2 separate regions of the Homo sapiens genome follow, and region 1 is linked to region 2. The links are chromatin loops, found by intact Hi-C in ENCODE. Cell type or tissue: mammary epithelial cell. All regions are shown on one strand. Links, peaks and the distances in the headings refer to the core of each region. The heading gives the core; the rest is flanking DNA. Region 1 has its middle 130 kb from the start of CDK6. Region 2 overlaps CDK6-AS1 (CDK6 antisense RNA 1).

Region 1 (16,396 bases), core at 8,546-11,045, 64 kb before region 2:
CTATCTTTAAAAAGCAGAAAAATCTCAAACCAATAACCTAACTTTCCACTCTAAGAAACTAGAAAAAGAGAAAACCAAGCCTAAAGAAAGCAGAAAGAAGGAAATAATTATTACAGCAAAAATAAATGAAACAGTGAATAAAAAATAGATAAAACCAAAGAAAGTTGATTCTTTGAAGACAACATTAGAACTGGCAAACCTCTAGCCAAGAAAAAAGACAGAAGGCTCAAATTACTAAAATGAAGAATGAAAAGAATGGCATTACTACTGATCTTACAGAAATAAAAAAGCATATAAGGGAATACTAGGAATTATTGTATGTCAACAAATTAGATAACCTGGTTAAGATGAACAAATGCCTGGAAGGACACAAACTACCAAAACTGACTCAAGAAGAAATAGAAAATTTGAATAGGTCTATAACAAGTAAGAGATTGAACTAGTAAGCAAAAAATGTCTTATAAAGAAAAGTCCAGTCCAATTGCTTTCACTGGTGAATTTTACCAAACTTGAAGAATTTTTTTTTTTTCTTTTGAGATGGAGTCTTGCTCTATGGTCCAGGCTAGAGTGCAGTGGCACGATCTCGGCTCGCTGCAAGCTCCACCTCCCAGGTTCACGCCATTTTCCCGCCTCAGCCTGGTGAGTAGCTGGGACTACAGGTGCCCACCACCAAGCCTGGCTAATTTTTTGTATTTTTTGTAGAGACAGGGTTTCACCGTGTTAGCCAGGATGGTCTCAATCTCCTGACCTCATGATCCACCCGCCTCGGCCTCCCAAAGTGCTGGGATTACAGGCGTGAGCCACCGCGCCCGGCCCCCAAACTTGAAGAATTAACACCAAAATTGCATGAAATCTTCCAAAAATAAAACAGAGGGAAGACTTCTCAGGTCATTCTATGAGGCCAGTATTATTCTGCTACCAAAACCAGACAAAGACATTACAAGAGAACAAAAATCCTCAGCGAAATACCAGCAAACCAAATCTAACAACATATAAAAAGAATCATATCATCACTAAGTGCAATTTATCCAAGGAATGCAAGGATGGTTCAACATATGAAAATCAATGAAAATAATACACCATAATAGTGGAATAAAGGACAAAACCACATGATCATTACAACTGATACAGAAAAAGTATTTGTCAAAATTCAGCACACTTTCACTATAAAATTCTACAAACTAGGAATAGTAGAAAATTTCCTCAACCTAATAAAAGGGTCTATGAAAAATCCATATCATATTTAATAGTGAAATAATTTTGCAGGACTTTTCTCATAGAATATATTTTAAAGGCTTCAAGCCCTAGAGTTTTTAAGGTCATGACTCTGGATTTTATTCTGATTCTGATGAGAAGTCATTAGAGAAGTTATTAAAGGAATTAGAGGGTCATGATTTGATATTTTTTAAAAAGCACCCTGGCTACCACATATCCATTCCATTGGAATTCCATTTGGACTAGGGAGTGGGGTGGGGAATAGGAGGGAACCCTGGTATAGTTAGAAGGTTGTGAAAATAGTCCGGGGTAGAGACTATGGCAGCTTGAACTAAAAGGGCAATGATAGGAACTGGAAAAGGTAAGTTTCAAAACACTTCTAGAGGAAGAGTCAGCAAGACTTACCAAGGGTTTAGAGGTGAGAGTAAATGAAGAAAGCAGAGGAATCAAGGTTGACTCCTAGAATTTTGGCTTCAGCAATGGGTGGATGGTGTTCCCATATACTGAGGAAAAGACCAAGCAGGATTGGAGTCAAGGGTGACAAATAAAAGTTCTATTTTGAGCACAATACAATTGAGATAGCTACTTAATATTCATGTGGAGCTGTCAAGGAGATCTAAATATAAAATTTAGAGCTCAGAAGAGAGATCAGAGCAAACATATGATTTGGAAACTTTAAGGATACAAATACTATTTAAAGTCACGGGACTGAATGAAGCTCACTGGAAAAACTGTGTAGACAGAGAAAAGAAAGGAGACCAGGACCTGGGTTGCTCCTACCTTTAGCATTCAGGCAGAGGAGGAGAAGTGCCCACGATGAAGAATAAGCAGCAGCAGCCAATGAAATAGAAGGAAACCAAAAGACTGTGGTACCATGGTTTCCAAGAAAAGTAACTATCAGCAGGAAGTGGTGATCAACTTTGTTAAATGCTGCTGAGAGAGCAAGTAAGAGAGAAATAATGGAATGGCCGTTAGTGCTAAGAATAGGGACATTGTTAATTTTGACCAGGGCAAAGTCAATGAAGTTATCACAGTTCTGGAGGCTGTAAGTTGGTTTCTGGTGAGGCCTCTCTTCCTAAATTGCAGATGGCTGCCTTCTCATTGCATCCTCGCACAACCTGTTCTGTGTGTGTGTGTGTGTGGATAGAGAGATCATCGGGTGTTTCTTCTGCTTCTCAGAAGGACACTGGTCCTGTCAGTTTAGGGCCCCATCCTTATAAGGTAAAATCCATCATTTTACCTTAATTGTCTCCATAAATGTCCTATCTCCAAATACAGCCACATTGGAGGTTAGAGCTTCAACCTATAAATTTTGGAGGAATATAATTCAGTCCATAACAGCAAGCAACTCTAGATAACTCTTTGAAGACAGTTATTATGAAGGGAAAGAGAAAAATGGGATAGAAATTCAAAAGACATGTGGACATGAGACAGAGGGGATAACTATAGAAACAAAGTCCCTGGAAAGGATTTATAATCTATAGAGGCCTTTGACCAGGTTGTCTTTTGACCTTGGCCAAGCACATCAACCACAGAAATGAGAAGGAAGTCAAAAAAGAGGAATAATTACGTGGGCAGGGTGGTGGCTTTCACAGAGAAATATGAAGGAGTTCCTGTCTAAATGCTCCTGCTTTCCTGATGCATGTAACACAAGCTTATAGTGAGCATGAGCATGGCAGAGAGGTTGGGTAATGTAGGAGGTTCACACAGAAGGCATGACATGGTCATCAGGACGTGTAAGCTGATGAAAATATTATGAAAGTTTAGTAAGATTCTGGAGATGTTGAGTGTCCACCTGAGATTTATGTCTGTAGAACTTAAAGAGAGACCAAGCAACACTGGGGGGATGGGTGTGTGTGTGTGTGTGTGTGTGTGTGTGTCTGTGTGTGTGTTTGTGTTTGTGTGTGTGTAGGTATTTTTTCCAGCCATTTTAACTGCTCAGACATGGGAATAGGATAAGCAGACAGTTAGGTTTAACCTGGATCATGACTCTGGAGCGAAGTCCAGTCAAGAAAAGAAATAGAGAATTAAAAATTTACACAAGACAATGCTTAAATGAGAAGAGATATAGATTATAGCTCAGTAAAAAGAAAATAAGTGAGAAGAGACAAAAACATCGAAAATGACAACTCCAAAAATAAATTTCCTCTCTGTCTCTTCTGTGATATAAAGTTTCTTAAGAAAGATAAGCTAGATACTCTTTGGCCATGTTTGCAATGGAGTATATACAATTTTGGACTCATTACCACATTAATATCAAATAATGCCACTATGATTAATAGTACATTACTTTTAAATAATGATTTATGTATTCCATGTACATTTTGCATGGAAAACTCAGATAAACTTGAGATCTGGGTAGGCAAAAATCAGGTGAGTACATATTTAAGAAACTCTTTCAGAATAAAACTTAATGGTAACTATCTTTCCTCACTCATTAGATTTTTCATTTAATTTTTTATTCCTAATACTTTTATCTTCAGAGCTTAGTATGTTTGATCTCAGACTGGTATTAATATGCATAAAAAGAAGTAGGATTTTACAGATGAACTTTTGTCTTGGAAATTAAACTATGTTCAGTCTTTCTTCCTGTCCAAATTTTGAGCTAAAATTCTGAATATGAAAACCATTTCTAGACTCCATGAATGCCCTAATCCTAAATTCTTCCTGAGTTGTGAAGTGGAAAATTAATCGTTTTTGTTGGAAAACTCCCTGTTCAATGGGTCCAGATCAGCACTCAGATGATGTCAGCAAATGTTACATTTTTTTCCAATTATGAAATGAATTATGGGGCGCTAGCTAACCACAGTTAGTCATTAAATAAAAGTATTTTGGCTGATACATTGTTGTTCTGCCAGGAAACACAGGTGTTTTGTTTTTAAAGAATTTTTTAAAACATTGCTTTAAGAAAAGATTGCATTGACAATCCTTCAGCACAAGCAATATAGAAGCATTAACAAGAAGGTGTTATTCATAGAGAATTTGTGTGGCAGGAGTAGAGATTGTATTTTCTCATATGAAATAAAGAATTGCTTTATGTCTAAAGAACTGAAATATTTGGGCTATGATATATGAAGACAGTGATATATGACTGCATATTTAAACACATTTATACGTGAAGTCTTAAGAGTTGAATGAAAGGCATCTTATAAACACGAAATTTTATTATTATCAAGAACAAACTTTCTTGGACTGGGATTTTTCAGAGAATGCTAGTTCATTCTTTCTATGATGATCACCAAAGATTGCAAATGCATAGTCTCAAAATGATGGCATTTACATCTTTTAACATCAAACAAGCTCTATTTGTTAACAGTAGAGCTAGTGCCATACTTTCATTTGTAGGTGGCTTCTTGAAAGATGAATGAGCATAAAATGTTTTAATTGGCCTAACAGTCATAGTGGCAATTTTTAATCATTTTTCACTTTCAGTAATAAACTTACACTTATCTTTTTTCCTTTTCAATCTACTGTCCTCAATTTATGTATCTCTAAATCACTCCTGAATGAAGCAGCTGCTTTCAACAGATTTATCTGAGGAATTTGATTATCTCATCCAAACTGTGACATCTTGAATCATGTATTAATGGCATGCTTATGGAATGAAGCAGTTTTCTGTTTCAAAATGACTTTTTTTCTGTGTGTATAAATGTCACATGTCTATAATCCTCCATACTCAAAAATTCTTACCTAGGATACAACTATGTTTAAAAAAGAACAATAACCTATTGACTAGAGTACCTTAATAAACTGTTGTTGGAATATTATATATTCCAAGAATAATAAACATATTTTAGGGCTTAAATATTGAAAGTGACATTTTTAATGTATCCCAGATATCATTCCCAAGACCTGGATTGCCTAGATCTTATTTCAGAGTCCCTAAATGCTTTTGTTGAAGACTGCACTCAGAAGTATATTTCTTTAGAAAATTTCTTCCCTTCTGGCCCGGCACGGTGGCTCATGCCTGTAATCCCAGCACTTTGGGAGGCTGAGGAGGCAGGCGGATCACAAGGTCAAGAGATCGAGACAATCCTGGCCAACATGGTGAAACCCGATCTCAACTAAAAATATAAAAATTAGCTGGGCGTGGTGGTGTGCACCTGTAGTCCCAGATACTCGGGAGACTGAGGCAGGAGAATCACTTGAACCTGGGAGGTAGAGGTTGCAGTGAACTGAGATCACACCACTACACTCCAGCCTGGTGACAAAGTGAGACTCTGACTCAAAAAAAAAAAAAAGAAAGAAAGAAAATTCCTTCCCTACCAAAAATAAATATGGATATTTCATTTTTGAATGCTGATGTACACCAGGGTCATTCTTCAGATTCTCAAGAGTGTCTGAAAAACATGTTTTAACCAACAGCATATTTAGAATTTCACTATTTATTCACAAATACATGGAATCCACTTGTGGCACAAAAACTTTTTTTAAATACCGAAAAGACTTAAATTATTTATGAAATAACTACTGCTAATATAGTTTGTATGTTTGTCCCCAGTAAAATCGTATGTTGAATTATAAGCCCCAGTGCTGGAGGTGCAGCCTGGTGGGAGGTGTTTTGATCACGGGGGTGGATCCCTCAGAGCTTGATTCTGTCTTTGCAATAGTGAGTTCTTGTGAGATCTGGTCATTTAAAAGGGTGTGGTTCCTCCCTCCGCCACCCCCAACCTCCACCCACACCCCTAGTCTCTCCTTGCTCCTGCTTTTGCTATTTGATGTGCCTGCTACTCCTTTGCCTTCTGCCATGATTGGAAGCTTCCTGAGGCCTCCCCAGAAGCAGATGCTATGCTTCCTGCACAGCCTGCAGAACCATGAGCCAATTAAACCTCTTTTATTATAAATTACCCAGTCTCAGGTATTTCTTTATAGCAGTGCAAGAATGGCCAAATACAACTGCCTATACAAAAGTAAATGATTCTGCAATAATCAGAGTGAAATATGAATTAGCTATAGTTCAGCTAAATGTTAGGGACAATTTGTGAAATGAGAGGACTCAGACCAGTGACCAGATTTTCTACTATGTTGAAAGAAAATAGAAAAGTATTTCTATGTAAAAGAAAATAGATCATGAACATATAATTCTTCCATATCCTTTCATTCTTCCACAATTAAATGTGGCCAATCCTATTGTCAAACATGGTCAGGGAATGTGTTGTTCTGCTCAAAGGTTTGGGTTAAATGATTAGTTTAACAAAAAATTGTATAGATATATAGTAGATATGTAACATACATATGTAACATATATACATACATATATGATAACTTTCAAAGACCTTGAATGCCCAAGTGATCCTACTAAAACTTGTTTAACCACAAATGCGTTAAATTCCACCATCATAGCATTCTAGCACTTAGTCTCCATGTATAACAATGTTTCTAAGTAGGGTTGAGGGAAGCATATGTAATTCTCACCTGTAATGCCTAAAACTTTGTTCCCAGATGGAGAATTCTCCTGACTCCCTGTTCCACTCACCATCCCTGGCCCTAGGCAAGCAAGAGGAACTGGATTTTCATGGTTTCCACCCAACGATGGTAGTCTCTATGGCCTGACCAGTTGAGGAGGTGCAAGGAGGCTGAGGGTAAAATCCAGAAGGCTGAAGAACTATGATGGAGTGACCAGACGTCCCTCTCAAAACTCAAGGGAAATCTAGTGGGGCATGGTGGCACATGCCTGTAGTCCCAGCTACTCGGTGGGCTTAGGCATGAGGATCGCTTGAGCCCAGGAGTTCTGAGCTGTAGTGAGCTATGACCATCAGATGTCTGCATTAAGTTCAGCATCAATATGGTGACCTCCCGGGAGTGGGGACCACCAGGTTGCCTAAGGAAGGGTGAACAGGCCCAGGTCTGAAACGGAACAGGTCAAAACTCCCATGCTAATCAGTAGTGGGACCGTGCCTGTGAATAGCCACTGCACTTCAGCCTGGGCAACATGGCCAGACCTCATCTCAAAACAACAACAACAACAACAACAAAAAAAAAAAAAACCCTCTAGGGAAATCTAGGTGAGAGGAATGCAGAATATTTAAGAAAAGTACCTGAAGATCTGATTTGCAAACTGATACATTCAAGGATAAGATTGTTTACATAGCAGAGGGATTACAATGGGTCCTAGGGACACGAACAAACACATTTTCAAGGATTTGCTTATAACTTTTTAAATAATAAAAAAAGAAATGAAAAGCTAAAATGTTATAAGCCGCTGGATGATTTTCAAACATGGAAGTTTCCATTCCTATTTATTTTTAATGTTCATGTCACTGGATAAGAACGGATCAGGCTGTAAGATACAATCCCAGCGTCCTGACCAAGCAGGACATAGGACTACCTCAGTCTCACCAATCTCTCTGCTTCATGGCCCAGCCCCCACCCTCCTGCCAAATCCCACCTTACTCAAACAGCACCCAGTCATTGTCTTTTTCACACAAGCAGAATATCAAAATGAAAGCCTCACAGGACAAATGCCCCTCATACTCTTGGGGACAGTAAGGAAGGTACATCTTTCAGCATGTATTTATGCGGGAGAACCCTCCTGACTCTTCATCACCTTTGACTCTCACCTTCTCAGGGGAGGGTTTTCTCCTTTGCTCTAACCCCACATGTCTCACCCTGCACTTGCTTTCTTTTTTTGCAAAAAGAAAAAAGGTCACCACTGATTAGACAAAGGAGCAAGAAATCATCTGCATTTCACAGAAAAACTTACATTCAGCAACTCTCTTTTTCTGATCAGGACATCTTTGATGATCATTTCCTGCAGAACTGTGCTAGGAAAGGCCCTGGGAATTTATTGTCCTTGTCTTTGACCTTGTTTTATTAAAGGACTGCTAGAGGTGGAGCAATAAAGGTAAGGGAACTCCTGAGGCTATATAAAACATATTTATAAGTAGGCATTTCTAGGCAGCATATCACAAGCTGGCAGGCTGAAGCTGGTGTAAGTCTTTCTTTTCAGCACATTCACCATTCCACGTAAAATCCCTGAAAAGTATTTGCTAACATGTTGCTATCAAAAAGATGCTATGTACCTCAATTAGACTAATGTTTTCTAAAAATATTTGCACCAAATGAATTCCTTCGTGTGGGCAAGAATCTTTTAGAAGGGCATTTATTGGGTTTTTGTCTGCTTGTGAAAGTAACAGAAGCTCAATTTTAGAAAAGCCCCAAAACCATGAGAAGGAAAATAAAAATCATATGTTATTCCACCTAACAGACACAACCAACGTTAACATTTTGGGGTATTTCCTTTCAGCAGTGGGAGAGAAGAGAGAGTTACCACATTTGGGATCATATTATATTATATATGTATTTTTTATATCTTGTTTTCATTTAACACTACATCATTGATTTAACTTTCAACAAATATTAATGAGCTATTATAAATCAGAACCAAGCCTGTCTCTAAATATTATGAGCATTTTCCAATGATACAACATAGGCTCCAAAACATGATTTTTAAAAGATATACAAAGTTCAAAAAGTGTGCTGTTGTATAACATAATAAAATCATGTTCCAGTTCTTGAACATACAAGTTATTTCTTTTTTGTGATAGTTTTATTAAAGTATAATAAACTGCACCTATTAAAAGTGTGCAGTTTCGTAGGTTTTGACCTATGAATGTAGCTGTGAAACCATCATCACAATCAAGATAATGAACACACGCATCACCCCCAGGAGTTTCCTTGTGCTTATTGGTAATCCCCCTCTCAGCCCTGCCCTGCCCTGACCCCCATCTCTAGGCGTCTGATCTGTTTTCTGTTGCTGTGGATTAGTTTGAATTTTGTAGACAATTTAACAAATGGAATAATACACTACATATTCTCTTTTGTCTGGCTTGTTTCACTCACCATAATTATTTTGAGATTCATCATGCTGCTGTGCAATCAATACTTTATTCCTTTTTATTGTTAATTAGTATTCCATTGTATGGATATACCACAATTTGTTTATCCATTCATCTGTTGATGTATGTTGTTTCAATTTTTTATTATTATAAATAAAAGTGCTATGAACATCGTGTCTTTGTATACTCATATTTCTTTTTCTCTTGGGTAAAGACTTACACACAAATGTTTATGGCATCTGAAGATAAAATGACTGGGTTATACAGCATGCATGTGTGTGCATGTGTGTGTGTGTGTGTGTATTTCCGAGAAATTGTCAAACTGTTTTCCAAGATGGTTGAAACATTTTCTTCCCCATCAGCAGTGTATGAAGGTTCCAGGTGCCCCACATCCTTGCCAATACCTGATATGTTTCAGTCTTACTCATTTTAGACTTTCTAATAAATACTTGGTCATGTCTTATTGTGGTTTCATTTTGCATATCCCCAATGACTAATAATGTTGAGCATCTTTTCATGTCCTTAGTCTGTTGGGAAGATTTCTCAAATTCTCAATCAGGTTTAACTTAAAGGGACAGCCTTCAGTCACAGAAGAGTCCTTCAAAATGTAAATTCTTAGGCATTCTTTCTTTAATGATACACTTCTGCCATTTTGTCTCATTTTTATCCAAGGCACTGAAAGTTGCAATAGAAATAAAAGATTGATCTTATTAATAGATTAACAGATCATGATCATGATGATGACGACGACAATGGCAGTGATTTAAAAGGCTTACCTAATCAACAGTTGGACAACTCTAAAACAAATATATTTAAAGAGGAACACCATCATTGTAAGGACCCACCACCACTTTTTAAAGAACCAAAGACCTCATGATCATGACAATTATGATATTACTTTATGCCTTTCCTCAGAAATCTCCCCACTTCTTCATGGTCAGTCCTGATTAGCAATTCTGACGTGGGTCTCTAATCATTTCTCGTTCATTTCCCCCAATCCATTTTTTCTGCAAACCTCTTACTCCATTCTATTTAACCCCATGCCCACTCTCCCTTCTCTCAGCAAATTATCTGCATTTTATATCATCCAGAAAATAATCTATCAGGTGTGATTTCTATTCTGTTTTTTCCCACCTTTCACAAACATATCTGCTTCTTCATTCATGGTTTCCCTCACTGCCATGTGTGAGAGAAATACATATTCCTCCCCTATCTAAGGAGGAGTAGTACAGACTCTGGACTCCTCTTCCAAATCTGTAGGCAGCTGGTATGTAGTACCTGACTCTTTCCTGTATCGTCAATCTTTACCTGGCCATTGATTCCTTTTTTTCAGCATCCAAGCCTGTTTAAGACTTTTGGAGCTTATGATTAAACTCTCCCTCCATTTTGTGTTCTTTCTCCAAAGCTTCCCTTCCCTTCAGAGCCACATTTCCAGAAAGCAGAGATTACTCCTTTCTTCCTCACTTTTCATTCATACCTAAATCAACACAGTGTAGTCCCACTAAACACCTTGACCTGTTTTGCTAAGAATCTCCTAATGGTCAAAACTACTGGACACTCCTCAGCCCTGATCTTATTTGACATCACAGCTGTTTTGAACTTAAGTAACTGTCCCTTTATTTGATTTCTGTTCCACATTTCTTCTCTGGTTCTCCTTCTACCACTGTAGCCACTCAGTCTCATTTGTATGGTCCTATTGTGCCTCACACCTCTTTACATTAGTCATCTCCAGAGTTGTTCTGCCATGAATCTTCATTTGTCCTTCTACTTGCTTTCTCCAGGAAATTTCATCCACATGTGTGGCTTTTTCTTTTTTTGAGACAAGGTCTCACTCTGTTGCCCAGGTTAGGGCACAGTGGCTTGATCTCAGCTCACTGCAGCCTCAACCTCCTGGGCTCAAGTTACCCCCTCACCTCAGCCTCCTGAGTAGCTGGGACTATAGGCATGAGCCACCGTACCCGGTTAATTTCTTTTTTTTTTTTTTTTTTTTTTGTAGAGACAGATTTTGCCATGTTGCCCAGGCTGGTCTCAAACTCCTGGCGTCAGGGGATTCACCTGCCTTGGCCTGCCAAAGTGCTGGGATTACAAACAAGAGCCACCACGCCCAGCCACATGCATGGCTTTTAAGTGTCACATATAACTTCTTAACTTATATTTATTTTTTTATTTAATTTTAAAAAAATAGAGACAGGATCTATGTTGCCCAAGCTAGTCTCAAACTCCTGGGTTCAAGCAGTCCTCCCACCTCAGCCTTCCAAGGTGCTGGGATTACAAACATGAGCCACCATCCCCAGCCTTAATCTATATTTTTACTCAGGACTTTCTCTGGAGCTTCAAACCAAAACCCAAAGTGTTCATTAGACATGTCAACCTAGTATCCCCTCTATCACTTCAAATTCTATAAAACTAAACTCTTCAACATTTCCCATTTTCAATTCTTCACTCCTGCCCTCAAAATCTGCTCTTCCTCCAACATAATTTTTATCAAGTCTAGGTTAAATCAGAACATTGGAAATCATCCTTTATCTCACTCCTATTTCCTAATGGTCTTATGGTTTTGCCTTACAAAGACTGACTGAATTGTACCATCATCACTATGGCACCCTCCTGACTACCCTACTTCAGGCCTTCCACATCAGTTTCCTAGACTTCTGCAATAGATACCACAGCAGATGAGATAGATCGGTGGGCTCAGCATCCATCTCTCTTCTTAGTGTTCGTTCCTGAACAATAGCAGATTAAAAAAACTAAAGAATTTATTTCCCCAAATTCCTTGCAGTTAGAGTTCTGGAAGTGATTTAGATTGCTCCAATCAGATACACTCTTCCAAGATTTGATTTTGCTATTGAATTAAAGGGAGAGAAGGGCCAGGCACTATGACTCCATTTTGCTAAAAAGAATCTAACAGGTGCAGCTTGGTTCTGAGTTGGCTTGCTTATTTTATACACAGATCATGGCTAAGGTGTGTGTTCCTGAGGCCAAGAAGCAGATAGGTCCTGAAGTGTCAATTTAAGAATCATTTCTGGAGGGCCCACCGGAAGCCTGCTGTTCCACCCCTTCCCACAGGTTTATAAGCACCATATGCCTATATTAAAACTGCTCAAAATTGCTCAAGTGGTTTCTATTATCTGCACCTGAACTCTGAGTAATCCAGCCTCTTTCTACATTTTATGCTCCTTGCACTGCCTCCACATGCCATGCAGTCTCACACCTCCTCTCTCTGGTTCATGGTGTCACTTCTACCTGGAATGCCTTTCCCTCCTTATGTGCCCATGTGACTTGAATGAGATGGAAAACATTGAACAGAGGGAAGGTGCTGTCAAGGAACAATTTTATATATATATGACAATCTCTGGGTTTGTAAAGCTAAAGATTTCTTCTGCAACATTTCTCCTTTCTCCTGTTCCCAAGGCAATTTTTAAATATATCACCTCAAAATCAGTTCATTATACATTCACAAAACTATGGCTGATTTCTGATAGTTAACTACCATCTATTACTATCTCCTCCTTTTAAAAAAAAATTTACATTTTTAGATTCTATTCTTATTTTTGGTCTCAAATATCTAGAAACAAACCAAAAATAAAAGTCTCTGAGAAAATGCACCTATTCTTATTCCCCAGGAATTCATTTTCTATGGTATTCATGGAAATGTTACATGGTCTAAGGAGAAACAGGAATGACTATAGCTTGTTCAAAAAGCACAAGATTGATTCTTTCATCCAATTCCCCAAGATCATGAACTTGAATGTTTTCGTCCTGTAGAAAGCTAGATTTCTCAAGACCATGTTATTTGTTGTATGTGAAATGAAAACTGACTTTTCATTAACGAGTAGAATATTAGTACTAGAAGGAATATTAGCAACCACCCCACACCATTTACAGATAAGGAGGCAAAAACCCAGAAAAAAGAAACTACATACCTGGAATGGCCTAGCATATTTATTGCAGAGTTGTGTTGTGTCCCATAATGCCAATTAAGGTATCATTTTCATATGCCTTTCTTTTGCGACATTTCCAATGCTGTTTAATGATCTGTGAGACCTAGTTTTTGTTAATTTTAGAGTAACTGGGAAATAGGGAGTTTTACACAATGCAAGCAAGAGCAAAGGACCACATATTCAAAACCTCTAAACCAGATTAATCTTTTCAAGTAATCACTATTCTAGGCTAGAGGAAACAGGCCCTAGAGAACTAATATATAACACAGAGCAATTCAGTTCAATCTTTTCTTATATTGCTGCTGAGACTGAAAGGGTAGGCTTTCCAGTTACTGCTTAGAGTCAAAGCTATCCTTCATATGTACTGACACATAAGCCTATGACTTCTCTCATTTCAAGTATTATTTTGGGCTTTCCACAAGGATGTCCAAATATGTATTCTTTCTTAACTGAGTTAACATACCCATCAGTATGTGAGGGCTCTTGCTTAACCAAGTGGAAAGTAAATCTATTTCAACCAGATTTTTTTTTTTTTTCACTATTTCCACTGCCTTATTTTGGACTTTCTAACTGCCCAGCTTTCAAGACAAGATCCATAATTATTTGCAAACCTCCACAAATTAAGAACCTGGAACAGTAGCTTGGCACTGTTCCAGATGCCCACGTGCAATCTCTCACACCTGTGGTCTCTTAGAGGGTCAAGCCTAAGTTGTCATCAAGTGCGGGTGGGCAGGCCACCATCAGACTCTAAGTCAGATAGCAGTTTTTACAGATCTAACTACTGTTGCTCCACTGGGTGTCCATGGAGACTGAAAAATTGGTTTATTGCCTAGAGAAATGGAAATAAAACCAAGTCATTTGGTTTCTATGTGGTTTCCACGAAGCTCAGGAAATTTTTTGGCAAATGATAAAACTACAGATGGCTAAAGCTACATGATTCCCTTGGTCAATTCTCGATCTTATCAAAAAAAATAAGCTCTGTGTACATTACTTGTAAAATATGAAAATATTCAAAATGAAGGCATATCAGATTCTCAGGTTATTTGATTTTTGGTTAGATTGAAACTATTATTTAAAAGAGTGACCAATATATGCAACAAAATCTAATAGGTTAAAAAGTCCTTGGATTCATTACATATGGAAAATGTTTCTCATCCACAAATTCAACAGTGTTCCAAGCATGAAAGAAAAAGCTAGTATTTAATAAGGGTGGAGGAGACTGAAACACCTATTCATTAATCCTATGGAAATATTTGTCACTCATATGTGGTTTAGGGAATTGGGTAAAAATAGCACCTTCCTAAGCATTTGTTCATCTGGGTATGGACCTTTATCTATCTGAACAAGTAAACATGACGTAATAGCAGACAGGAGACTTGTACAATGGACTCCCTGATAAATAAGGATGCAGAGGTGACAGCTTGGCACGTGTTGGCATGATTTCACAGCATCTGTTGGCCTACCGTCAGATAGAAAACAACGCCTGGCAGACTCCCTTTCTCAATGAATGCACAAAACTAGTCAGGCCAAGAAAGGTGGCATACATGAGTTACAACTGAGAATTGGCCTGAACTCAGCTGTTCAGTATTTGGGATAATTAATGCTGCTTTTTAGCTTGTCTCAGAAAACTTACGAGAAATACCCATAAAAGTTTAACTTCAGAAGTGAAAAATAAAAATTGATTTTATACATGAATGCCCATCGTGGCCAAGTAGGTATGAAAATTAATGTATGGAACTAAGCATAAGTAAAACAAGAGACCGGTGTGATGATAAATGCTACTGACACAGGGGCTCAGAGTTGGGGAAAAACTAGGAGTAGTGACGGCTGTGGCAAAGTATAGAACACACGTCTTCTTGAAAGGGAGTAATCACGGCTCCAGTCTACCTATTTGATGACATGTCTTCAAATATTACAAAGGAAGCTAGGTTTGGTTTGCCCACATCTTGCTGGAGTCCCTACAGTGACCTATTTATTTAAGGAAAAAATAGTAAAAGGAATGTGGACAACCGACGATAACCAACTCATTAAAATAATTTTGTATGTCACAAATTTGTATAAAAAAAGTAATTTCATACAAATGTATACACTGGCAAAAAAAAAAAAAACTGTGCATACAACAACCCCCCCACCCCCATGACACACACACTAAGCTTACATGACCCAGAAATAAAGGAAAGCTGACTTGGCTAATATACAGAAAACTGAAACATGGGCTATGAATCCAGCAAGGAAGGAGGAAAATGGTGTTTTCCTATTTTGTTTCTTCCATCATTCTCCTAGACTTTCTCCTATGTGTGGTTTGGCTTTGTGTTTGGGGCTTAAGTAATCAAGAGGTTACAGTGAAGGAACATGTGGAGTTATTTCTCACTTCTCCACCCTCTGCCTATAGAAGAGTCATTTCATTATAAGCCATTCCACTTCAATCATATTTTATAATTTGAAACCTTCCCTGGTTTCCCAATACTTGCCAAATAAAGTCCCAATTCCTTGGTTCAGGCCCCAACAAGCTTCCCAATATGGTCTCCACTGCCACACCCACCCTCAGCTTTCAACCAACCCTCCTCACCATCCCTCCTATCCACCACCATGTTGTCCTCTTCTACCTCTTGATAGTGCTTTTTCTCTGTTCCTCTCCATCAACCTCCTATGTATCCTTCCAGATCTACTTAAAATCTCATCTCCTGTATGAATCCCTCCTAGACCAGACCAGTTGAAGGCAATTGCTCCCTCCTCTAAATTTCACATGGAACCATAATAACGATGACAATAGCCAACATGTGCCAGGCTCTCCTAGCCTCTGATTCTCTGTGAGATAGACAGCACTATTGACCCCATTTTACAGGGGACTATGCTTGAGCTAGACATAAAAAAGAAAAGTGTATGTCTTTCCTGACAGAAAAACAACAGGAAGAGATCTCATTGGACAACTTGAACTATTTGCTTATCCCTGAACCAATTACAGTGGCCAGGCCTTGGATCACATACTGATACTATGGGGGTAGGATGAGCCAAACCCCAAATCATGCTGACTGATGTCAGAAGGGAGGGGAAGTTCCCAGAGGAAAGCTGGGGTTGCCTAATATGAGAAAGAACGCTGGGAAGTCCAAACAAAATTTCCACTCCACTTCCTTACCTGCAAAACTGTTAACTCCATTTAGCTCCTGCTCCCAAATTAACCGAGCCCCTGCTATCCTTCTTTAAGTAAAGCAAGACTTCTAGTCCATATGACACAGGGAGTTCACACTTTTACTCCCTCTGCTTTGACCACACAAAAAGGAAAGATAATAGACAACTTTTTAAAAAACTGGATACAAAATCAAAAGAAACATTTTTGTAGACCAAAAACAATAAAAGCAGCATAAAACTCTGAGCAGAGCAGGAATTGATAGACATATGACC
Region 2 (16,396 bases), core at 8,918-11,417:
CCCATTTTTTTGTAAAATGGGTTCAATGAGAATACCTACCTCATAAGACCCTCACAGGGTTATTGTGATTAAATGACATAATGCATGTAACCACAGGGCTATGATTTGGTAACTGTTCCATAAAAATTGGCCATATACCTTTACTATATCTATTTGTATTTGGTTCTTTTTGGGAGGCATACTACACAAGTTTATTTCAAAACATTGCTGTCGGATAAGAGATTTATGGATTCTGTGTGATTACGGATATTAACTAGAGAATCTCTGTATGTTGTTATATATTTGGGAGTGTCTTAGTCCATTCAGACTGCTATAACAAAATACCTTACACTGGGTGCTCAAAAATACCAGTAAATAAATTGCAATGCAGTGAGAGATTGTTTTTTAATGTGATGACAGTGCATAATTTCAATAGGGTCAGAGAAAACTGGATGCTCATATTGAAGGCTGACTTACAGACTTACAAAAATACACATTTATTTCTCACAGTCCCAGAGGTTGGGAAGTCCAAGATCAAGGCACCAGCAGATTCAGTGTCTGGTGAGGAATCTCTGCTTTACAGATGACACCTTGTTGCTTCGTCTTCACATGGCAGTATGGGCAAGGCGGCTCCCTTCAACCTCCTTTATAAGAAGCACTAATCCCATTCATGAAGACAGAGCCCTCGTAACTTTATTCCCAAAAGACTCTCACTTCTTAATACTATCATACTGGGTGCTAGGTTCCAACGTATGAATTTGAGGGAGATGCCAACATTCAGACCATAATAGGGAGGATGGGACAGTGTATGTGTGTGTATGTGTGTGTGTGTGCATGTATATATATGCATGCTAGTGCATGTTCACTTCTTGACTTCTCATGGTATTATTATGCTCTCAATTATCTTGCTTCCCCCCTCATCTTTCTTCCACGTCCAATTTGTCATTGACTCCAAGAGAGGTAGTTGAGGTATATTTAAAAATCAAAGCTGGCCTTGGAATTAGAACCCCACGTTAAATCTGTTATTAGTTCTGTGACGCTAAGAAAATCACTTAGTCTCTCAGAGCCTCAGTTTGTCACCTTCAAATCAATGAGAAAACCACACAGGCTCCTAGCATGACACCTATCCCATGGTAGATACTCAGGATACTTTGTTGAGCCTGCATCTTCTTTCATGATGTCTCTGAAATCTATGCCTTTCTTTTGTTACCTTTGCCACCCTGGAGCAGGACTTTATCCCCTCTCATCCAAGCCTCAGCCTCCAATCTGAACATCTAGTTTTCTCTGACCCAATTGAAGTCATGCACTGTCATCAGATTAAAAAATAATCTCTCACTGCATTGCAATTTATTTATTGGTATTTTTGAAGCAAACCACCAAAAATATCAAACTCTGATATTTTCCTTTCATACTTTTAGGTACATATGTTGTCAATATTGCCATTCTCTAGGCCTAAGAAGACCCTTTACTTGCTTAACTATTCCTAAATATTCTTTGTTAACACTTTCTCTGTGCTGTGTGACAACTCTCTCTTCTGAAGACTATATACTACTCTAAGCCCTGTAAGATACTAAGACAAATGAGTCCAAAAAATCTTGGCTCTACCACTCACCTGCAATAATATTAATAAAAACCACTATGTATTGTGCCCTTACATGGAAATATGCTATGATTTTATATGTGTTATCTCATATAATCCTCACAACAACCCTATAAGGTATTCTTATTATTATTTTATGAGAAAACTGTAGCTTGGGAATATTAAATCCATTTCCCATTATATAGATAGAAAGTGGTAGGGCACAGATTTGAACCCAGATCAAAGCCTAAACTCTTAAGCTCTCAGCTACTCTGCCTGTGTTATATTCTTGGAGAAATAATAGAAATGGCTGTACCATCAGACTGATTACAAAAGAGTTAACTACAACTTGCAAGTGGCATTAACTACTTACAACTACTTACAAATTACCTACTTATACATTCCTCAGAAATTTTTGCAACTCATTGTAGATATCTTAGTTAACGTCTCCTAGCTTCAACTATAAAATATCAGTGATATCACCTAGTTTATAGAGTTGATAGCAGTATTATTTGAATTACTGCCTTAATGTGGTTAAAGGGCTAGTATAGCTTCTGATATAGACACCCAATATATATTAGTTCCCTTCATGTCCTATGCTCCTTCTAATCAATTTAAATATTTGCTGCAACAGTTGGATTTTCATTTAATGCTCTCCATGGATTACCTCCTCACTGTCATTGATTAAAAAGCTAAAAGAACAGAGCAGGTCTTGTGAAGAAAGGAGTGCTCATTCTACAGCTGACTCAAGTGAGGCTTGATGATTTTCATGAAGTAACTGAAGGATTTTAGAGTCACTGATCATTTGTTCTCCATGTACTCAAAAGAGTGAAAAAGAAGAACAAAATAAGATAAATGCAATTCTAGAGATATTTTGATGAGACACTAGGAAGAATTTAATGATGTCAAAAAAGGAAAAAAATGTTGGAATAAGACCGAAAAAAAAGTCTCAGAAGATCTTTGAAAGTTAAGCTATGGCCTAGGTAATTTATAAACACACCCTCATCTAAAGCAACAGACTGAGCCAAGTAATTGATCAACATTTCCTCTAATTCTGTTGGTCTAGAGATTTCTTTTTTCTTGATCAAAGCTAAGGAAAACTATCTTTCTGTGTATTGTGGTATGTTTCTACTGTCAAAGGAGCCCAGTTGTGGTCCTTGTGTTTATGAGATTATTAGGTTACTTTCTAATTTCTCCTAACTATAATCATACCTTTCATCAACCCAGCCTACCTGTAAAACTTTTGAATAGAACAGAATGAAATGTAAGAACCATCACTTGTCCCCTCTTTTTGACTCTCTCAATGTTAATATTAAGAGTAAAAATATTACGTGTATGTATACACACACATAGAGATATATAGATATACAGTTGTATACACACCCATCTAGATATACAGTTGACCCTTGAACAATGCAGAGGTCGGGGTGCCAACCCCTCACACATATATGTTTTGATTCTCCAAAAACTTAACTATTAATAGCCTACCGTAGCAGGCTAACAGTAAATTAACACATATTTTGTATGTTATGTATATTATATATTGTATTCTTACAATAAAATAAGCTAGAAAAAAGGAAAATGTTATTAAGAAAATAATAAGGAAGAGAAAATACATTTACAGTGCTATATTGTATTTATCAATACCATAAATTCACATGGTCTGTTTACAGGATGAATCATCTGTCTGAAAGTCAACTTTTTCTTGTAATATCATGACTATTCTATGCTTCTCGGGAGCACTTCCAGCATCACCAGTGGCACTTTGTATGGGTCCCATAATGTTATTCAAGATTTACAGTATGGCACTAAGCATAATGAAAAATACACAAGAATCACAAGAGACCACTTTTTACTGCTATACGCAATTTACTGGAGAGACAAACTACTCACACGGAGATGATTAGCATCACATAGCATTTTAAGCAGATACAACGCTTGAGCTCACTACAATAGCAACAGGAGGTGGCTATAAACTTATTATGGTACTATAATATGTACTACAATTAGTTTTATGCAATTATTGTTTAAAATTGCATCTTTACATTTGTTTACATTTCTCTCCGCCACAAATGGTGCCATATTTGGTCTATAAGTGTGTATGTAAATTTTGATAATATTTAACTTTTTATGATAGAGTCGTGCATATTTTATGATAGTAAATGGTAAAACAGATTATTGTCTACACATATTATGTGCATTCATAACATATCTAACTTTTTCTTAATTCACACAGTTCATCTGTTTTTTCAAATTGTTGCAAATCTCCAAAGCATTTTCCAAAATATATATGGAGAAAAATCTGCATAGTAAGTGAAACCTGTGCAGTTCAAGCTTGTGTTGCTCAAGGGTCAACTGTATACACAAATATATATAATGATATAAATTTTATTACCCAGTGAAGTAAGGTTATGTTATCCCCAGTTTACAGATGAGGAAACTGCCTAAGATAAGATAGATAAAGGATTGGCAAACATCTGCTTAAAGGGTCAAAGAGTAAATATTTTAGGATTTAGGCCATGACCCAACCTCTGTTACAACTACTCAGCTCTGCCATTGTAGCATAGATGTAGCCACAGATGTCATAAATAAATTGTCATGTCAGTGTTCCAATAAAACTTTATTTACAAAAACATGCGACTTACCCATATGCCATATTTGCCAATCCCTTGGATAGATAACTAGATTTTTTTAAGTCCTGTTGATAAAGCAGTCATCAAGCTATAGTTTACTAAGAAAAACATTTACAATTAAAAAGGATTGTTGATTTTTAAAACATTTTGATGAACCATATTAATACATTTCCTAATATTAAGACATATTTGATTTCTGTAATAAACTTTATTCTTACTTTTAATGTATTTGCTGCACATACAAGAGAAATGAAAGCCCAGACTATAAGGATCCAGATCCAGAAGAAAAGGGAGTTACAGAGAGAAGTAAGCCCAACATTCTGCATGCAAATTTTCCTATGAAGCATTTCCTGATTTCTAAGATGAGCACATATGGGGCAAGATGGCAGCAACTAGACAGAAAGCAGCTGCTAAGAAGCTAAAAAGCTAAGCAGATATTTAGGCAATCTCATGGTACCAAGGAAACAAAAATTGGAATTCAGGAACCACCAAGTAAAAGAGGCACTAGTAAACACTTCAGGCTTTCAATTACGGCCCTGAAAGGGATATACCCTAGGAGTAAGAATAATGCAGAAATAGAAAAGGCTTAACCAGATTAAAGTGTTCTGCATGTACTCTATCTGCCCTCCAGGAGAAAAAAACTAAATCTTTTCTGGAAAAGCTTACATCATTCAGAGACTAATTTTTTCAATAAATTTCTTGTAATCAGTAAAAACTTACTAAGTATACTAGGAAACGGGGCCAAACAAACAAAAATAAAGAGAAAAAATAGACAATGAAAAACAGAACCATAGGTGATACAGACATTGGAGTTATAAGACACTGACTCTAAAATAACTGTAACTGATATTTTGAAAAAACATAAATAAGAAGATTTTAAAAATTCACCAGGGAATTAAAACCCATTTTTAAAGTACCAAACACTACAATTAAAATTTAAGAAACTACCACTTTTTGTGTTTCATTGTAGTATCAAAGAAGAATATTCACCATTTTCTGAAAAAGACTACTAAAACATTTCCCTTTTTAATTACATATACCTGAGCCCAGATTTTCTTTATGTACTGCAATCAAAACAACATATCACAATGGATTAAAGACAGAAGCAATAAGAGAATCCCACTGGTTTCCATTAAACTGGGCATTTTAAAAAAATTGTAAAAACAAGCCAGGCATGGTGGCACATGCCTGTAATCCCAGCTACTTGGGAGGCTGAGTCAGGAGAATTGCTTGAACCTGGGAGGTGGAGGTTGCAGTGAGCCGAGATTGCGCCACTGCACTCCAGCCTGGGCAACAAGAGAAAAACTCCATCCAAAAAAAAAATTGTAAAAACATAAAGCAAGGTTCTTTTTCTCACTTAATATTTTTTGTTTTAGAAAATATAGCTGTTTTCACTTATTTATGTATTTTAACATGTAATGGGTTTATTGTTATTTTTAAATTATTTAGTAAGTATGTTTAAATTTTCTCAGTTTTCCATTTCATTGTGGTAACAATTAATAGATATAACCCACATAAAGAAAAGCTCTTTAGAGTTCTCAATACTTTTTAAGATTGTAAAGGGGTCGCAAGACCAAAAGGTTTGATAACACTGATCTATAGATTCAAAACATTTACAATCAAGTTCTCAGGATGTTTTCTGTGTATCTGTCTGTGTGTGTGGAAATTGGCAAACTGTTTCTAAGCTTTATATGGAAATGCAAAGGATCAAAAATAGCCAAGAGAATTGTGAAGAAGATTAGCTTACAGCTATCAAAGTTTATTTTAAAGCTACAGTAACCAAAAGAGTGATATTGGCACCAGGAAAAATAAACAGACCAAGAGGATAGAATTGAGTCCAGAAATAGTCCTTGTATACAGTTACCTGATTTTCAACAACACTGTTACTATGATGGAGTGGAAAAAGGATGGTCTTTTAAATAAATTATGCTGGATTGATTGTTCCACATTCTCATCAGCATTTGGTATTTCAGTGTTTTGGATTTTAATGATTCTAATAGATGTGTGGTATTATCTTGTTGTAATTTGAAATTCTCTAACGGCATATGATGTTGGACATATGTTGATATGCCATTTGCTGTCTGTATATCTTCTTTGGTGAGGTGTTCGTTCAGGTCTTTTGCCCACTTTATAATTGGGTTGTTTGTTTTCTTACTGTTGAGTTTTAAGATGTCTTTGTATATTTTGGATTCAAGACCTTTATCTGGTACGTGTTTTACAAATATTTCCCCTCAGTCTGTGACTTGTTTTTTTTTACTCTCTTAAGTTAATGCTTTAAAGGAAATTAAAAACAGAATCTTCTCTTATGTTATATTCTAGAACTTGTATTGATTTATCTTTCAATCCTTCTGAAATTGATTTTTATATCTGATGTGAAGTAGGGGTCAAGTTTTACATACACACACGTATATACACACACAGACACACATATACATATATACATATATAGAATACACACACACACACACACACACACACACACACACGCACACACATCCATCCAGAACTCTTATTCGTTGCTGGTAGGATTGTAAAATAGTACAGCCACTTTGGAAGACAAATGGAATTTTATGACAATGCTAAACCTTGTCTCGCCTTATGATCCAGCAATCATACTCCTATGTATTTGCCCAAATGACTTAAAAACTTATGTCCACACAAAAATTTGACATGAATGTTTGCAGGAACTTTATTAATAATTGCCTAAAATTGAATGCAACCAAGATGTCTTTCAATAGATAAATGAAATTAGCAAACTGTGGTACATCCCTACAATGTAATATTAATACTATTAAGCAATAAGAAAAAAATGACCCACAAACAGATATAGAGGAACCTTCAATGCATATTGCCAAGTGAAAGACGCCAGTTTGAAAGGCTACATATGTATATCTCCAACAAATGTCATTTTGGAAAAGACAAAACTATAGAGACAGTAAAAAGATTAGTGGTTGCCAAGGTGTATTAATCAGGGCTTTCCAGACAAACAGAAGCAATAGGATATTTATAAACATATGAGATGGACTTTATGTTAATAACAATGTATCAATATCAGTTCATCAACTGTAACAAATGTATCATATCAATGCAAGACATAAATTAATAGGGAAACTGGAAGAGCAGGGAGTGTATGGGAATCTCTGTTCTTTGGCTCAATTTTTCTGTAAAACTAAAATTGCATTAAAAATAAAGTCTATTAATTAAAATAAAATGCACTAACATAATAAAATTGTTGATCATTTGGACTTATTAAAATTTAAAGCTTCTACTCATCAAAAGACACCATTAAGAGAGTGAAAAGGCAAGATGCAAAGTGGAAGAAGATATCTGACATATTTAAATCACACAAACAATTCATATCTAGACTATGTAAGTATCTCTTATAAATTTATAAAAAACACAGGCTCAATTTTTTTCTAAATGGGAAAAAAACTTGAACAGCTTTTTACAAGAGATATCCAAATGACCGATGAACATGAATAGGTACTCAACATTACTAGTTATCCAGAAAATGCAAATTGAAAACAACATAGGCTATCTCTACACACACCGTAGAATGGCTAAAATTAAAAAGATTGACAATACCAAGTATTGATGAGGATATAGAGCAACAGAAACTCATAGGATGCTTTGAGGGTGTAAATTGGTAAAAACTACTTTGGAAATTTTGTTACCAGTAAAGCTGAGCATATGTGCACCGTATGATTCAGAAATTCAATCTGCAGGTATAAAATTAAATGAAATGCATACATATGTGCACAAAATGATAGTTATGAGAATGAGAATATTCCTAGCACATTATTCTCCATAGCACCAAACTAGAAGCAACCCAAATGCCCATTGTATTAGTCCATTCTCACACTGCTACAAAGACATACCTGGGACTGGGTAATTTATAAAGAAAACAGATTTAATTAGCTTGCAGTTCTGCAGGATGTATAGGCTTCTGCTCCTGGGGAGACCTCAGGAAACTTACAATCATGGTGGAAGACAAAGAGGAAGCAGGCACAGTCTTCACATGGCCAGGAGGAGAGAGAGGGAGTGAAGTGGCAGGTGCTACACACTTTCAAACAACCAGATCTTGTGAGAAATCCATCACAAGAGCAGCAACAGGAAAGTCCGTCCCCGTGATTCAATCACCTTCCACAAGGCCCCTCCTCCAACACTGGGGATACAATTTGACATGAGATTTTGGTAGGGACACAGAGCCAAACTATATTACCCATTAACAATAGAATAGATAAATTGTAGTATATATGTATAATGGAATACAATTTAGCAATGAAGAAAACTATATCTATCTATAAAAACATTAATGAACCTCAAAGGTATAACATTTAGCAACAAAAGAGTATATACTATGTAATCTCATTCAAATAAAATTCAAAAACAGGCAACATTAATTTATAGTAATAGGAATCTGTGCCGTGGTTACCTTTGGAGGAAGTAACAACAGGGACAGGAGCACATAGTAGGCCTCTGTGGTGGTGTTAATGTTCAGTATCTTGCTTTGTGTCAAAATCAAGCTGTAAAATTAAATTTATGCCCTTACAAGTCCATAAATTAAATTTAAATTTAATAAGTGAAACAAAAGCTATATCGTTGCCTAAATCAACCAACCATAAAGTCATGAGTCATAAAAATTCCCAAATTACTTTTAATCCTATCATTCCTAACCCTAAAACAGTGAGGCCCTCCTGATAAAAAGACGCACTCTCATTACAGACAGTCCAATGCTCTTCCTGTGCCCAGCACATTATTAATAATTAATAACTAATATTTTAGTGCCAGACACCACACTGACTAAATAGTTATTGTGGATGAATATAGTTAGGGTGGATAATAGTGTGGACTAAATAGTTAGTGTGGATTAATGCAAATCATGCATTAATATATTGAAATCTCCCAATAACCCTTAGAGATGGCTATTATTAAGCTACTCTATAGATGAGAAAGTAAATTTTCACAAGGTCACTATATCAGTCAATATCTTTCATTACAATTAAAAGAGACCAACTTTCGTTTAAGCAAAAGGGAATGTGCTTAAAAGGGCATTGCAGAACTCCCAGAGTTGCCAGGACTGCCAATGTGAGGACTCTGTAGCCATGAACAATACCCCAGATCAAGTAATGGAGCTGGTCCAATGTGAAAACACTGTCTTATTGCCCAGCACTGGTGAGTGTGGCCCACTCTGCCACACTGCCAGACCTGGAGCCCAGACACGGGCACTGGCAAGTCTGCCACTGCTCTGTGGGAGCTTGCCATAACTTCTGCCACCAGCACGACCAGCAAGAATGACTCTCAGTTCCCACTGCAGCAACCAAGTGCTGAGCACATGTTTCATGCCCTAAGGCAAAAAGGAATATATGCACTTAAAAAATCCCAGGTTTGGAAGGTGGCAAGTGGGAATTTGAACCCAGCTGACTTGGTTCCAAAACCAAAGGCTCAAATTTTTGCGAGGCTGTCTACAAACGGGTGATGTTACTTTACCATTTAAAGGACCAAATGAGGCAAGCAAATCCAACAACAAGCAAACCCAACAACACTTCATGTCACTGTGTCACTATCAGAAAGATTCAAAAATGAATTGCTTGACTAATTTATAGACAGAACAAAACTATTTATATGACAAATAGGGCTGCTGGAAATCACCAAGTGCTTTAATAAAGGCAGACAGGGAGGACCCCATATGACAGCTCATCCGAGAACCAGAACTGCACCATGTGGGGCCATGTGGCTGCATGCTGACTCAGAAGAGGGGTGGGGAAGGAGGGCCGCTTCTGATTCACCAAGACCACATCCTGCCCCTCCTTCATTCTTTCCCCTGGAAGCTGCATATCAATCTTCTTAGTGAAATCTCCCCAAAGCATGGGGCTCAGGTATTTTCAGCAAACGTCTGTGAACCTAAGAGTCCCATTTTCCAGGAACATTTGGCCCTGCTTCTTTTCAATGGCATTTAGGTGTGAAGTTGACTATGACTAAGTGTGAAGCTGATAGTCTGCACATGAATACTCAGGGCTTGATTTGGGTTATTTAGTTTTCCCTGTGTTTTCTTGGGCACAAACCAATATCTAACATCATATATATATATATATATATATATATATATATATATATATATATATATATATATATATATATATATGTCCTTTAAAAAACTGGCTTTAGCTGGTTTAAATCAGAAAGAAAATTCTTAAACACACAATACCAGTTAGGTAACAACTTGGGAGAAATGTGTTCTTTCTGACAATCGTGTAAATACATATTCATTATCATCAAAGACTAAACAAGCATGTCATCCTGCTCTGATTCATCTTAGGAAAACATGTGGTAGGCAATTCAAAATCCTTCAAATAAAGAATAAAAAGAGGCAAGGTCAAGTTTTTTGTTAAAGGAAATTTAGTAAAATTAGTGTATTTGTGGACTTTTTAATTTTGTTTGCAGTTTTGAAGGTTGGGGTTTTTTGGGGTTTTTTACTTTTGTTTTGGGCTATCATTATTATTATTGGTTTCTATGAAGGCAGTAGTGGGAGTTAGGATTAGAAAGGTTGTGGTAGTCAATATATGGAGGACTTTGAAAGGTTAGGGATCTGATCTTTATTCTGTAGGGAGGGAGTAATTCATAAAGGTTTTTTATCTACTTTATTTTTACAATTTTTTAGCCAAATAGAACAAAGAGAAAAGTGTGGAAATTTTAAGTAAATTTAATTTTTTAAATCACACGTTATGCAATCACCATTCATGTCAAGAAATAGCTACCAGCACCTCAGGAAGTTCCCTTGTGGTATTTTTAAATTTAAAAAATTATCAACTATAACCAAATAGAGTGAAAACGTAAAACATGTATGTTCTGTTTAACATGTCATTGCCATCAAGGTCAAGAAGTCTAAGATCGAAAGCACCCCAGAAATCTCCTGAGTTTAACTTTGAAATCTCCTGAGTTTAACTTCGAAATCTCCTGAGTTTAACTTCCAAATCACAACTTTCTCCCTCCGCATCCACCATTCCCAAACCATAAGGTAATTGCTACCCAAATATTTGGAATAACCATTTCTTTGTTTTACTTTGTTTTTACCACCTAGGTATGCATTGCTAAATAAGATAGTTTAGTTTTGCCGTTTTTGAACTTTGTTCAGATACAATCATGCTTGATGTTTTCTTTGTTGTTTTGCTTCTTTACCCAACAGTATTTTTGAGGAGTCATCCATGCTGATTCTTGTAGTTCATAGTCAATTTCTTTATTATAAATAATCTGTTGCATGAATATATCACAAGTTATTTATCCATGCTATAGTTGTTAGACAGTTAGTGGTTTCCAGGCTGAGGCTATTACAAATAATGTTAAGGCATTGTCTGTGTGTATGTAAGGGAAAAAGAGAGAGAGGATTAAGATGTATCTAGTAGTACTATGCAAGCTGAACTCAGATAGGGAGGAAAGAATCACGGAATTTAGTTGGGAGACTCAACCATAACAATCAAACATATGAGCTTAGTGATTAAAAAAGAAAGTAAGAAAGGACAGATTCCTAGCAGGAGTTCCCATTAATCTGCATTTTTGCCTGCTTTTGATGCTATCCATAATTTTAAATGTTTGCTAAAATAATAAGGAAAAATTAGCTATTGCTTTACATTTCAGTTCCCTAATTAGTAGTGAATTTGAGCATTCTCTTGTATTTTTTCATCAGACTATGAAAATTTGTGTGTAAATTGCCTATGCATATCCTTTGCCCATTTTTCTATCAACTAATTCTTGTCTTTCTTGCTGATTTGGGGGAACTCAGTAACTTCTGAATATTAATCCTTTGTCTATTACCTATATTGTATAGATATTTTACTTGCATATTGCTTATCTCTGTTCACAGTGTCTTTTGCTGTATGTAAATTTTTAATTTGTATATATGATGACTTTTTTGAGGTGTTACCTTGGCTAGGCTACAATATCTAATTATTCAATTAAACATCTAGTCTTAGTTTTCTTGTGAAGGTAGTTTGCAGATATAATTAAAGCCCTTACTCAAGTGACCTTAAATAAGGGAGATTATCTTAAATAATCTGAGTAAACCCGATTAAATCAGTTGAAAAGCCTTAAAAGTGGGACCGAGGCTTCTCCCAAAGGAATATGAAGTTTCACACTATGATATTCCCTTTCTAAAGACCTTCTCTACTGATTTCAGACTTTCTTAGTAAGCCCCAACAATCACACAAGCCAATCCATATGTGTGTGTGTGTGTGTGTGTCTATCTGTATGTGTACACACACATCTCTATCTTTCTATACATGTATCTATCTATCTGCATCTATATCTGTCTATATATATGTGTATGTGTGTGTGTGTGTGTGTGTGTATTTAAATTTGAATTTGTATTTATAATTATTCTCCCTGCTGGTTCTGCTTCTCTGGTTGAACCCTGACTGATACAGTATAATATTTTTACATAGTCAATCTATCAATATTCTCATTTATAGCTGCTGGGTTTTGTGTCTTGCTGACTTAGTCTTCATATAAATATGTTTGTAAGTCATGATTATACAGAATTGGTAGTAATGGCTAAAGATTGAAAAGCCCCTTCACTCCTCTCTACTATTTCTTCCCCATCTAGAAGTAACCATTGTTAATAAGTTGGACTATATTTGTCAAGCCTATTTTTTATACAAAAAAATAGCCCGTGTGTGTGTGTGTGTGTGTGTGTGTGTGTGTGTGTAAAAGTCTACAAAGTGAGCTGGAAGAACACATCCCAACTTAATGACAATGATTACATGTAAATGAGAAAAAAGTGGTAGACAGAAGTGAAAAGGGACTTTCAGCATTTTGTACTTTTGATTGTCTAAATCTTAGATAATGAGAATCTATTTGTATTTAAGTGATTTTTATATTAAAAAAACTTCATAAAAATTATTAATAATGATTCCATGATTCCAATATTTCAAATTTGGGTAAGCCAAGAGATAATGGTTCCATTGAGATAAATAAAAATGCCAAAAACCAGATGTTTACTTCAAGAATTACAAACTCCAAAGCCATGCTTAAATGCATAATAAAAGACAATAGGAAGATTGAATGTGGTGTCTAGCTAGGAGCACATGCTTGACCTAACTTTCAAAAGTCTACGGACAAATAAAACATATCTACAGGCCAAATTTGGCTTTTGGGCCATAGCTGTGTAACCCTTCCAACGATATAGGAAAAGAAGAGGTTGATTTCAAATCAAGAACGATAGAATTTGAGCCTTAGAGATGTTTTTAAAATCATAAAAGCTAAGACTCCAGTAAAAACAACAGCATAATTTGGTAAGAACTTGTTCCTTTTGAAAGGTGTATTATAGATACACACTCATGTTGTTTAAGAATTTCATCCTATTCTGATTTAATTTTGGCTGAAGGGCTGGAGCAATACAAAATTCTCTTCATCTACTTTCAGATAAATAGGAAGAGACACATTTCTCATAAAGACAATTTAGTAAGAGCTCTATTAAGTTTAGGAAACTGAGAAATGGCAAATTTTGAATTTTACAGTGTGACATTTAATAGAAGCTTCCATTAGAAATACCATACTTAATATCAAATGTTTTTTTTTAAAAATGAGGGACAGCAACATGGCCAGGACTCAGCATTTATCTCACACTTGTCAAGGTATAACTGTTGAGCAGACACTGTAATGGATAACAGCCCACAAATGTTTACAGACCAAAAATTAATCAATGTAATACATCATATCAATACAATAAAGAACAAAACATGATCATCTCACATGATCATCTCAATAGAAAAGGGAAACATTTCACACAATGCAAGACTAAAATATTGTTTATAAAAAACTAGGAATGGAAGGGAACTTTCTCAGCTTGATAAAGTGCATATATGAAAAACCCACAGTTAATACATGTTGAGCATCCCAAATCTGAAAGTCCAAAATCCAAAATGCCCTAAAATCCAAAGCTTTTTGAGTGCTGACATCACGCTCAAAGGAAATGTTCACTGGATCATTTCAAATTTTTGGTTTTTTTATTTGGGATATTCAACTGGTAAGTACAATGCAAATATACCAAAATCCAAAAAAACAACCACCAAATCCAGAACACTTCTGATCCCAACTAGTTCAGGTAAGGTATATACAACTTGTGTAATACATAAGGGTGAAGAACTGAATGTTTTTCCCCTAAGATCAGGAACAAGACAAGAGTGATTATTCTCACTACTTCCATTTAACATTATACAAGGTGAGCCAATTAGGGGAGAAAATGAAATGAAAGCAATAAAATTTGAAAGAAAGAAGTAAAATATATGTATACATGACATGATTAAGTCATCATGATTCAGAAAATCCTAGATAATCTAGCAAAAACTATTCAAACTAATAAGTTTTGCAATGCTGCAGGATACAAGATCATTATACAAAAATCAATTGTATTTCTACACACTTGCACTGAACAATCCAAAATGAAATAAAGAAAATAATTTCATTTCTTATAGCATCAAAAATAATAAAATATTTACAAATATATTTAACAAAGGAAGTGAAAAACTTGTGTTCTGGAAAGTATAAAATATTATTGAAAGAAATTAAAGACAACCTAAATAAATGGAAAGACATACCATTTTCATAGATCAGATACCATGAATACACCCATGTTCATGGGCAATATTTCCCAAACTGATCTACAGATTCAACTCAACTATTCAAACCATTCAATGGACAAAGAATAGACTTTGTAGCAAATGGTGCTGAACCCTTGCCTCACACTATGTAGAAAAATTCACACAAAATAGATCAAAGACCTCACTGTAAGAACTACTATAGTTTCATAAAACTAGTTTACAAAATGAAAACTATAAAACTCTTAAAAGAAAATATCAGCTTAAACCTTTATAACCTTGAGTAAGAGAAAAGTTTCATAGATATGACACTAAAAGTACAAGCAACAAAGAAACACATGGATAAATTGGATTACATCAAAATTTAAAATTCTTGTGCTACAAAAGTTATCATCAAGAAAGTGAAGAGACAACCCACGAAATGGGAGAAAATATTTGCAAATCATATTTCTGATGAGAGACTTATACCTAGAATATGTATAGAAATCTTATGATTCAGAGGTGGCTGGCAAGATGGCCAAATAGCAACAGCTGCAGTATGAAGCTCCCAGTGAGATCAACACAGAAAGCAGGTGATTTCTGCATTTCCAACTGAGACAGTGGGAGCAGCCCATGGAGGGAAAGCCGAAGCGTGGTGCAGTGTCACCTCACCCAGGGAGCACAAGGGGTCAGGGAACTCCCTCACCTAGCCAAGGGAAGCCGTGAGGGACTGTGCCATGAGGCATGGTGCATTCTGGCCCAGATACTACACTTTTCCCACAGTCTTCACAACCTGCACACCAGGAGATTTCCTCAGGTGCCTACACCACCAAGGCCCTGGGTTTCAAGCACAAAACTGGGTGGCCGTTTGGGCAGACCTCGAGCTAGCTGCAGGAGTTTTTTTGTTTTTGTTTTTGTTTTCATATCCCAGTAGTGCCTGGAACATAACCGAGACAGAACTGTTCACTCCCCTGGAAAAAGGGATGAAGCCAGGGAGCCAAGTGGTCTAGCTCAGCAGATCCCACCCACACGGAGCTCATCAAGCTAAGATCCACTGGCTTGAAATTGTCGCTGCCAACACAACAGTCTGAAGTCAACCTGGGATGCTGGACCTTGGTGGGGGGCGGGGCATCCACCATTACTGAGGCTTGAGTAGGAGGTTTCCCCACACAGTGTAGACAAAGCTGCTGTAGCCAGACTGCCTCTCTAGACTCCTACTCTCTGGGTAGGGCATCTATGAAAGAAAGGCAGCAGCCCCAGTCAGGGCCTTACAGATAAAACTCCCATCTCCCTGGGACACAGCACCTGGGTGAAGGGCTGTGGGCACAGCTTCCGCAGACTTAAACATTCCTGCCTGCCAGCTCTGAAGAGAGCAGCAGATCTCCCAGCACCGTTCTTGAGCTCTGCTAAATAACAGACTGCCACCTTAAGTGGATCCCTTACTCCCATGCCTCCTATCTGGAAGAGAACTCCCAGCAGGGGTCAACAGACACCTCATACAGGATAACTCTGGCTGGCGTCTGGCAGGGGCCCCTCTGGGATGAAGCTTCCAGAGGAAGGAACAGGCAGAAATCTTTGCTATTCTGCAGCCTCCATTGGTGATACCCAGGCAAACAGGGTCTGGAGTGGACCTC

Evidence for each region. A loop is a pair of places that touch in the nucleus more often than their neighbours do. Peaks named below come from ENCODE experiments on the same cell type or tissue, not always from the same donor. Only the 100,000 strongest peaks of a DNase experiment are listed, where the experiment ranks them.
Region 1: a loop joins it to region 2, with 5 times the contacts of the local background. A loop is called at or near these places in 4 of 110 quality-filtered maps.

Annotation. Positions count from the first base shown.
Region 1 is chr7:92,961,772-92,978,167 of GRCh38, reverse strand. It overlaps the pseudogene RN7SL7P. Among named protein-coding and RNA genes, the nearest start is that of CDK6, 130 kb to the right of the region's middle. In mammary epithelial cell, for the core only: no CTCF peak of the experiment used is centred there; a DNase peak (open chromatin) is centred at 9,507.
Region 2 is chr7:92,898,051-92,914,446 of GRCh38, reverse strand. All of the region lies in intron 1 of CDK6-AS1 (CDK6 antisense RNA 1), which reads right to left. Among named protein-coding and RNA genes, the nearest start is that of CDK6, 70 kb to the right of the region's middle. In mammary epithelial cell, for the core only: no CTCF peak of the experiment used is centred there; a DNase peak (open chromatin) is centred at 9,946; H3K27ac peaks cover 2,418 bases.